2 separate regions of the Homo sapiens genome follow, and region 2 is linked to region 1. The links are chromatin contacts, found by Hi-C in ENCODE. All regions are on one chromosome and are shown on one strand. Each heading gives the region's core, a stretch centred on a gene start or an enhancer-like site at or near the end of the contact. The rest is flanking DNA. Distances are from core to core; before and after follow the strand shown.

Region 1 (5,361 bases), core at 1,305-3,804:
ACCTCCCTAAGTGCTAAGTGTTGGGTTTATAGAGATGAGCCACCATGCCTTCTTTTCTTTTTTTTTTTTAATTCTGTTTTGCAAAGAATATCCCTCTTGCCAGCATCTGAATAATATCTATCTTTACTATTATTTATGTGTGTAAATAGCTTTACAGTTCACAAAGCATTTTCTTATATAATGTCTCATCTAATCAACACAGCAACACTATGAAATAAGTTACTATTTCCATTTTACATTTGGGGAAATTAAGCTCAGAAAGGCCATGTGACATGTTCAAGATAACACATTTAGTGTCAGAGCTGGGACGTGGACCCGGGTCTTGGGACTCCCGAAACCATATCCTTTACCGTGGGCAAAGTGCTATGCTGAGGTCTTACCACACACATAGATGGCACTGGAAGAAGGGCAAGTATGGAACAGCACCCCAGGCAGAGTGGGCGATGCCACTGGTAAGATACAGAGAAAGTACTACACACAGTGGCGTTGCAAGGACAGAGCAGTTCCTCCCACAAAGGGCATGCAGTAGGCTTTGGGAAGAAACGTGGCCAAGTCGGGTCTTCAAAGGTGAATAGGATCTAGATATTCAGAATAAGAGGGCTTTCCACAGGCTCAGTGAATGGGAAAGGAAAGTGTGGCTGATTGGGGAAAGCGCTAGCACAGGGAGCAAGAGATGGGGCGTGGCTGGGGAGGAATGGAATTGTAATTCTAGCCTCACAAAGGCTAGAGCCAGCAGGGCCTTGGGATCATGTGGGGAGGAAACCAGAGATGTGTGGAACAATTTGCTGAAGGCAGAACCAGGCAGGGAAAGGGCAGGGTCAGGTTCGTACCCTTGCCTCTGGCCACCAGGGCCAATGCTCCTTCCCTGCAGTAAACCCGATTAATCTCCTCAAACTCAGGTGCCATTTCCTTGGAATAGTATTTACCGCGGGGCGCGGTGGCTCACGCCTGTAATCTCACGCTTTGGGAGGCTGAGGTGAGAGGATCCCTTGAGCCTAGGGGTTCGAGACCAGCCTGGGCAACATAGCGAGACCCTGTGGTTAAAAAAAAATTAAAATTAGCCAATAGTGGTGGCACGCGCCTGTAGTACCAGCTTCTTGGGAAGCTGAGGCAGGAGGATCACCTGTGCCCAGAGAGGGCGAGGCTGCAGTGAGCCATCATCGTGCCACTGTACTCCAGCCTGGGCGACAGTTCGAGACCTTTTCTCAAAAAAAGAAAAAAAAAAGTTGTTCAAGTTGTGTAGTGCACGGGAGGAAAGAAGTATGACAATAACATAGGACAGCAGCCGGCTCTTTTTTTCATCAGGATGTGGAGAGTGGGCGCCTTGGGAAGACGAAATTGAGTATGTGCGGGGGAGGGGTCATATGAAACAAGGTCGGGAAGGGGGCGGGGAGAGCTGGGGCTCTGGAGGAGCTTGGGGCTCGCGCTGCGGGGGAGGAAGCGCCTTCCGCGGTCGCTGGGGGGAAGTGGTTAGGAGGAAGCACGGGCAGTGGAGGGGACTGCTGGAGGGTCCCATCTGGGAAAGCAGGCACGGATGCGGGGACATTTCCGCCCGTCACCCTGGCAAAGCGCTCGCAGGGCTGGAGGGACAGAGTTCTCAGATCCAAGTAGAGAAAACCGGGAACGGTTCCGGCTCTGGGGACTGACATTCATCGCGGCAGTTTCTGGTGGCAAAACAGAGGAAACAAAGGAATGATGAAATGAACTGAGCTGCCTTCATGCCCCGGATGAATGTTCAGCCATTAGAAAAGAGTGAATCCCAGCTGGGATTTGGGGTTCCACGGTGTACTAGAAAAGCAAAACAAAGAGAAGCGCCTACTAGATGCCATCTTGGAAAACAAAAGCAAACGTGTGTGTGTGTGTGTGTGTGTGTGTGTGTGATGTTACATGGGCATGGGGAAATTACGGAAGTAAATACTAATGCTTGTGGCCGGGCGCGTGGCTGACGCCTGTAATCCCAGCACTTTGGGAGGCCGAGGCGGACGGATCACGAGGTCAGGAGATCGAGACCACGGTGAAACCCCGTCTCTACTAAAAATACAAAAAGTTAGCCGGGCGTAGTGACGGGCGCCTGTAGTCCCAGCTACACGGGAGGCTAAGGCAGGAGAATGGCGTGAACCCGGGAGGCGGAGCTTGCAGTGAGCCGAGATCGCGCCACTGCACTCCAGCCTGGGTGACAGAGCGAGACGCCGTCTCAAAAAAAAAAAAAAAAATACTAATGCTTGTGTAAATTGGGATGGTGGAAAATGAGGAAGAGGGCGGCAGGGGAATCCTTAGTACTTACAGAGAAAACGGAGCAAGTGTACAAGCACGCCAACCCCCCCGGTGCCCAAGCTCGGCGCTCACGCGGCTAGGATGACGCCCGTGGGACGCCCCAGGGGCCCTGCTCGCAGCCACTCTGCTCAGGGTCATTTATAGTCTCTCCGTTCTTTGTTAAATAAAGACGGTGAGACACGGACGGGCTGGAGCCGGCAGGGGTAGTGGAGGGCAGAGGGGACGGGTCGGGGCGCCCCTCGCTCCTGCCACGCTGCCGCCGCCCCAGACAAAGACAGCTGCGTACGGCGGGAGCGCAGGGGCGCCTGCGCGCAGGGCCTAAATCGCCTGTCCCGTCTCCCCCTGACGCCCACACACCCAAGCGGCAGCCCACTCCCCTTCTACCCCGCAGCCATTTGCTTCCCACCCCTTGATTTTCTTTTTTCTTTTCCCCTCCCCTCAGCATCCCCCCAACCTCCTCTGATACACTTTGGCTAATTGTCTAATGAATTTACCTATTCTAGGTATTTCGTATAAGTGGAATCATATAATATTCGTCCTTCTGTGTCGGCTTATTTTGCTTAGTACAAGGTTTTTTATTTTTTATTTTTTTTTCTTTGAGACACGGTCTCGTTCTGTCGCCCAGGCTGGGGCACAGTGGCGCTCAGCTCACTGCAACCTCCACCTCCGGGTTTCAAGTGATCCTCCCACCTCAGCCTCCCAAATAGCTGGGACTACAGGTGCGCTGCCACCACTGCCTAGCTAATTTTTGTATTTTTGGTAGAGACCAGGTTTCGCCATGTTGCCCACGCTGGTCTCCAGCTCCTTAGCTCAAACGATCCTCCTGCCACAGCCTCCCAAAGTGCTGTAATTACAGGCGTGTGAGCCACCATGCCCGGCCACTTAGCATAATCTTTTCAAGGTTCATCCCTGCTGCAGCACGTATGAGAACTTCATTTCTTTTATTGTATTTGTGGTAATATGTACACAACATAAAGCTTATTTTAATCAATTTTTAAGTGTACAGTTTAGTGGCACTAAATAGTCACGTGGTTGTGCACTCACCACCATCATCCATCTCTAGAACTCTTCCATCATCCTAAACTGAAACTCTGTACCCGTGAAACAACTCCCTCATTCCCCTCTACCCAGCTCCTGGCAACCACCATTCTACTTTCTGTCCCTGTGCACTTGGGAGCATCACCTTTCTGGGACATCTGCAACGGTTCTCTGGAGGATTGTCTCCCCTTTTTTAAAAATTTATTTTCTTTTCTTTCTTTCTTTTTTTTTTTTGGTAGAGAAGGGGTTTCACTTCATTGCCCAGGCTGGTGTCCAACTTCTGGGCTCAAGGAATCTGCCTGCCTTGGCTTCCCAAAGTGTTGGGATTACAAGCATGAGCCACTGTGCCCCGCCTGTGGTCTCATTTTGGAGGGCAAGAGGGATAGAGATAGCCATAACCTGGAGAATATTGAGATGTGGACAACAAGGATGACAAAATTTGGTCCTATGAGAAATCATCTGTGAGGAAGAGTGGAGAGAACTGAGCTTGTTCAAGACAGTGAGGTCCTGGGATGATCTCAATTCATGTAAGAAAACCAGGAAGCAAGGAGGTTTCAGTTTATCAACAGATTTAAAAGGCGCAAGCCTTTTGATATAACTAGAGAAGAGAAGACTCAGGTGATCACACAGACTGTCTTCACCCAAGTGAAGGATGATTATGTAGGAAAGTGGATAGAAGATGCTGTCAACAGAAATGTAAACAGAATCATGTTAACAATTTTTCAGTAGGCACTTTTTTTTTTTTTTTTGAGATGGAGTCTTGCTCTGTTGCCCAGGCTGGTGTGCAGTGGTGCGATCTTGGCTCACTGCAGCCTCCTGGGTTCAAGCGATTCTCCTGCCTCAGCCTTCCGGGTGGCTGGGATTACAGGCATGCCATCATGCCCGGCTAATTTTTGTATTTTTAGTAGAGACAGAGTTTCACCTTGTTGGTCAGGATGGTCTCAAAACTCTTGACCTCAGGTGATCTGCCTGCCTCAGCCTCCCAAAGTGCTGAGATTACAGGCGTAAGCCATCACACCTGGCCAATTTTTAAATTAATAATGAGAGGCTGGGCATGGTGGCACACACCTGTGATTCCAGCTACTCAGAAGGCTGAGGTGGGAGGATCGTTTGAGCCCAGGAAGTTGAGGCTGCAGTGAGCTGTGTTCACACTAGTGCACTCCAGCCTGGGTGACAAAGCAAGACCCTGTTGAAAAAAAAATTTTTTAATAATGAGATATCTGACATTCTTTTTTTTACACTTGGTCTCTGAAATCAGGCTGGCTACATGTGAAGTGCTCTATAGCTACCTGCGGTCACTGTATTGGACAGTGCAGGGTTGGAAACTGGACTTAGGAGTCAGGGCTGGGTTCAAGCCCCACATTCCATCCCTTACTAGGCTGGGTAACTAGGCACATTACTTAGCCTCTCCTATTTCTGTTTCTTCATCTACAAAATGAAACTAAAAATAGTACCTACTTTATAGGGTAATTTTGTGGATTAATGGCACATGAAGCATATGGTGCATGTTCAGTAAATGTTGGCGATTATTAGCAGTAAATTTGGTGGTTATTGAATTAGTGACATTGCAGTATCACTGTTAGGGTGACCTCCATTCCCATCAGATGATGTGGCTTGAAGCTATTCCAAACGGGCAAGGTTAAAAAACAATAGGCAAACTGGGAAAACCTATTTGCAACACACATGAAAACAAAATGTTGTTATTCTTGCTATGTAGGAAGTGCTTGCAAATAAATAAGAAAATGAATACCAATGGAAAATTCAAAAGAAACAAACATCTGAAGTGATTTTTTTTAAAGACCCACTTTAAATAAGTTCAACTCTCCTTGGAATCAGACATAAAAATAAACAAAAGACATTTTTTGTTGTTGTTGAGTAACAGATCAACAGCCAGAATTTGGTGGCACCTAATATTGAAGAAGGTGTGGGGAGATACCTTCTCTTTTTAAATAAAGATTTCCTGAAGTTTCCATTGTTATATCTGACCACAGACTATCCAGAGAAACAAGCTGAGTTCTTGCTTCAAGGAGGAACTAGCCAGAGAGCCTT
Region 2 (5,361 bases), core at 2,021-4,520, 4.1 Mb after region 1:
AGAATTTTTTTCCAAGATTGTTTTTAATAGGGAGAAACCTAGAAGCAATCCTCAAGTTTATCAGTAGAGGATTGAATTAAAGTATGGTACATCCATATCATGGAATATTGTATAGAAGTTAAGAAAACCAGACAGAGTACACGTATTCACAGGGAAAGATCTAATACATGGTTAAACATAATACACAACCAAACGTACAGCAGGAGCCCATTTTGTAAATACATAGAAAATATCAAAAACTAAACTCATCAAAACTGGTGATTACTTCTAGGAAGAGGAATGGAATAGAACTATGGACTTTTACTTTACCTGAGTAATTTGGAATTTAAATAAGACTGATTAAGAAGTAAAAAAGAGCCGGGTGCAGTGGCTCACACCTGTAATCCCAGCACTCTGGGAGGGCAAGGCGGGTGGATCACTTGAGGTCAGGAGTTTGAGACCACCCTGACCAACATAGTGAAACCCCGCCTCTACTACACACACACACACACACACACACACACACACACACACACAAACTAGCCGGGCGTGGTGGCAAGTGCCTGTAATCCCAGCTACTTGGGAGGCTGAGGCAGGAGAATTGCTTGAACCCGGGATGCAGAGGTTGCAGTGAGCTGAGATCGCACCACTGCACTCCAGCCTAGGCAACAGAGTGAGACCCTGTCTCAAAAAAAAAAAAAAAAAAAAAAAGGAGGTAAAAAAGAATGATGAAAACACTAAAAATCATATCTGAAAAGTTTTTAACATGATAAAAAAAACTATATTGAACAAGGAAGAAAATATTTGCAAATCATAGATGTGATAAAGACTTGTATCTAGAATGTATAAAGAAGTCCTACAACTCAAAAAGACAGCCCAATTTAAAAACAGGCAAGGCCGGGCGCAGTGGCTCACGCGTGTAATCCCTGCACTTTGGGAGGCCGAGGTGGGCGGATCACTAGGTCAGGATATTGAGACCATCTTGGCTAACACGGTGAAACCCCGTCTCTACTAAAAACACAAAATATTAGCCAGGCATGGTGGCAGGCGCCTGTAGTCCCAGCTACTTGGGAGACTGAGGCAGGAGAATGGCGTGAACCCGGGAGGCGGAGCTTACAGTGAGCCGAGATTGAGCCACTGCACTCCAGCCTGGGCGACAGAGCAAGACTCTGTCTCAAAAAAAAAAAAAAAGAAAATTAACAAGTGCTATGAGAGGTGTGGGGAAATTGGACCCCTCATAGAGTACTTATGGGAATGTAAAATGGTGCAGCACTTTGAAGTTTGGCAGTTCCTCAAAAGGTTAAACATAGTTACCACTTAAGCCAGCAATTCTGCTCCTAAGTATATACCCAAGAGATATGAACACATACATCCACGCAAAAACCTGTCACATATGTTCACAGCAGCATTATTCATAATGGCCAAAAAGCGGGAACAACTCAAGTGTCCATCAAGAAGGCCAAGTTTTAAAAAAAGAAAGTCTCGGCCGAGTGCGGGAGTGGATCATCTGAGGTCAGGAGTTCGAGACCAGCCTGGCCAACATGATGAAACCCAGTCTCCACTAAAAATACAAAAATGAGCCAGGTGTGGTGGCCGGCGCCTGTAATCCCAGCTACTCGGGAGTGTGAGGCAGGAGAGTCGCTTGAACCCGGGAGGCAGAGGTTGCAGTGAGCCGAGACCGTGCCATCCCCGGAGGCAGAGGTTGCAGTGAGCCGAGACCGTGCCATTGCACTCTAGCCTGGAGGACAGAGCGAAACTCCGTCTCAAAAAATAAAAAAAAAGAAAAAGTCTCGTATTAAGGTCCACAAAGCAACTGTGCATTCACTAATTAAATATCAACTCGTAAGAAAAAAGTGGAGGAGGGAGGAATACTTCTATTAATATGGAAGTTAAATCTAAATCATACAGGCTTTTTGACAAGGTAATCGTATTTTAGAGACCATTCATTTACGAGAATAACCCAAAGGAAGGAAAATGAGACGCAGATAAACATATTCTGAGTAGTGCTATTTTATAATAGTAAATACTGGAAGGAATCCCAGTTTCTCACAATAAAGTGGGTAAACTCTGGTTATAAAAAATAAAAAAAAAACTATATAGTGTTTTTATATTGTATTTAATAAAAATGTCAAGCATGTGGATTACATCCATAACTAAAATTGGATAATTATTCAATCACAAAACACACATTTAAGCAATATACAAGGTAGAGAGAGACACCTGAGAATAAAAAATACTGTGCCAGAGCAATGCTTCTCAAACCTTAATGTGCATAAGAATCATCAGGGAATTTACAAGCTTTTTCATTTTAGCCTTGTTTGGTTGGGCTCAGGCATTATCTCTAAAATGAGATTCTAAGGTATGCCTATCAAGTTAATTGCTGTAGTGCACTAAAATGGCAATACTGTGTTTCTGCAATGGGACTATGAATTTGTTTTAACTTTCCAAATTATTTATAATACTGCAATGTACTATATAATAATGCTGTATGGTATATTACATAATGATTAAAAACACAGGATTCTACCGAGGACAAGAGAAGTTGGTTAAAATCAAAGCCAGTAAGTGGGCAGAATCAGAACTGGACAGAACGATCCGACTCCAAGGCCAGCATCTTAACTTCAAGCTTCTCAAACTGCGGCAACGCACATTCTCCTGGGGCGGCATTTAACACCGACAATAATGAAACTGGACCTATAACCGAGCAACGAGTTAAGTCGGCAAGGACGGTTTCTAGAAGCTCGAGACAAGAGAAACTGGGGGCTCGCGGCTCCGCCCCCAGATCGTCTCCCCGCCCTCGGGGGCGCTCGGGCGGAAAAGTTTGGAGGCGCGACGGCCCCGGGGCCTTTCTACTCCCCAGCCTTCACGCTCCGTTTCCTTTACTTCGACCTTCATCTCTGTCGGCCTCTCCCAACATCTCGGCCTCCCCCGCGGACCCGAACAGAGGCAAAACAAACGCCAGCTACCCCGCCCCCGCCTCGGCCCCCAGGCCGAGCCCTCGCCTCAGGTCCGGGGAGGCCTCCCCCACAACCTCGGCCCGCAGGCCCGGCGCCCGCGGCCCGACCCCACTCACAAGAGGAAGCTCATCTTCGGTCCTCAGAGGGGAGGCGAGGGGCCCCTGGCCCCCGCCTGGATCAGGATTCGGAGCTGGCTAGAGGGAGCGGACCGTCCTTAGCTCACGGGCAGCGGAAGCCGGGCCGCCGCCGCTCGGAGCCGGGTTTCTGGCCGCTGCGAGCCTTTGCAAACCTCGGCGCCCGCCTTGCCCGCCTACCCCACCTCGCAGACCCGAAATGCGGAACCAACAAAATCTCGCGAGCTAAGGTTTCGCTGCGCCGGGAGGGACTTGTCGCGCCCCCTTTCGCTCCGCCTCGTCCTAGAACTCGGCCAATCATCGCTCTCCAAGCCAGGACCTCCCTCCCCCGGAGGCGTGGCGAGGATGGCGGTCCTGCGGAAGGGGCAGTGGCTGGTCCTGCTCTTAGAGTATCTTGGTGCTGCTGGGTTTCGATCCCGCTCCCTAGGTTATGCAGGGACCTCTATAAGCGCTGCGTACTCCTGCAATTTTTAAAATTGTTAATTTAATTTTTACTTGAAATATATTCACATAGCATAAAATCTGTCCTTTAAACATGTACCCTCTAGTGGTCTTTTTCGGTTTTTTCTTTCTTTTTTTTTTTTTTTTCTGAGGTGTCTCGCTCTGTCGCCCAGACTGGAGTTCACAGTTCACTGCAGCCTGGACTTCCTGGGCTTAAGTGATCCTCTCGCCTCAGCCTCCCGAGTAGCTGAGACCACAGGTGCCTGCCACCACGCCCGGCTAATTTTCTCAAAGTTTTTGCAGAGACGAGCGTCTCACTGTGTTGCCCAAGCTGGTCTTGGACTCCTGAGCTCAAGGGATCCTCCTGGTTTGACCTCCCAAAATGCTGGGATCACAGGTGTGAGCCACTGCCTCCGGCTTTGTTTATGTTTTCAAAGTGTGCCAACCATCAGCACTAATTTTTTTTTTTTTTTTGACAGAGTCTCACTTTGTAACCCAGGCTGGAATGCAGTGGTGCAATCTCGGCCCGTTGCAACCTCTGCCTTCCAGATTCAAGTGATTCTCATGCCTCAGCCTCCCGAGTAGCTGGGATCACAGTCGTGCGCCACCACACCCGTCTAATTTTTGTATTTTTTTTTTTTTTTTTTTTTAGTAAAGACGGGGTTTCGCCATGTTGGCCAGGCTGGTCTCGGTCTTGAACTCCTGACCTCAAGTGGTCCACCCGCCTCGGCCTCCCAAAGCTGGGATTACAGGCGTGAGCCACCGCGCCCAGCCTAACCATAATTTTAGGCCATTTTCATCACCCCGAAAAGAAACCCCATACCTATTAGCAGTTACTCTTTATTACCCACCTCCCTCCTCCCAACCCCTGGCAACCACTACTCTACTTTCTATTTCCATGGATTTACCTAATCTGGACATTTCATATACACTGTGAATGGAAGCATACATTATGTGGTCTTTTGTGACTGACTTCTTTCACTTAGCATAATGTTTTAAAACGCACCCATATTGTAGCATGTATCAAAGCTTCATTACTGGCCAGGCACAGTTGTGGCTTACGCCTGTAATCCCAGCACTTTGGGAGTCTGAGGCTGGCGGATCACTTGAGCTCAGGAGTTCGAGACCAGCCTGGGCAACATGGTGAAACCCCGCCTCTACAAAAACACAAAAATTAGCCAGGCGTAATGGTGTGTGCCAGTGGTCACAGCTATTCGGGAGGCTGAGGCGGGAGGATTCCTTGAGTCCAGGAGATGGAGGCTGCAGTGAGCCAAGATGGCGCCACTTCACTCCAGCCTGGGTGACAGAGCCAGATCCTGTCTCTAAAACAAAAAAAAAAAAAAGAAAAAAGAAAAAAACTTTATTTCTTTCTATGGATGAGTAATATTCCATTATGTGAATATACCACATTCTGTTTACCCATTCATCTGTTGAGGAACATTTGGGTTGTTTCCACTTTTTGTCTATTATTAATAATGCTGTCGTGAACATTCATGTACAGGCTTTTGTGTGGTATTAATGCCAAGTGACAGCCAAGCAACGCCTTCATTCCACCATGGTGGAATGAAGAAAACAAAAGGAAAATAGTGGGAGACTTCAGTCATAGCTCAGCAAATGGTGGTGCAGGGTGCTCAATGTAAAGGAGTTTGCCCTGTACCTGACTGCACAATGTTCATGTTTCCAGTAATTTTATTTCATTCATATATCACTTGTCACATTAAGTTAATGATGTTAGGGCACATGAGACTGTATTAAATTATATTTACTATTTCTTGAATATATTTTTCAGTCAGTTATGTAAAGCAAATTTACATACTCTTTTTCCTCCCCTGAAAAAAATAAATTAATAA

Evidence for each region. A loop is a pair of places that touch in the nucleus more often than their neighbours do. Pooled maps may share reads with other maps.
Region 2: a pooled map shows a loop between it and region 1 (4-fold over the local background). The contact joins the promoter of MOB1A here to the promoter of LINC01816 in region 1. A Hi-C loop is called at or near these places in 1 of 37 single-sample maps with no recorded cell type and 3 of 50 pooled maps.

Annotation. Positions count from the first base shown.
Region 1 is chr2:70,122,762-70,128,122 of GRCh38, forward strand. LINC01816 (long intergenic non-protein coding RNA 1816) reads right to left here and starts at 2,555. Exons shown (of 2, transcript NR_024444.1): 1 at 2,285-2,555; 2 at 1,275-1,664. RefSeq lists enhancers at 238-1,043, 1,044-1,849 and a silencer at 2,176-2,470.
Region 2 is chr2:74,175,609-74,180,969 of GRCh38, forward strand. It overlaps MOB1A (MOB kinase activator 1A), which reads right to left and starts at 3,271. Exons shown (of 6, transcript NM_018221.5): 1 at 3,053-3,271. The coding sequence starts at 3,066. RefSeq lists silencers at 931-1,123, 2,843-3,032 and an enhancer at 2,296-2,979.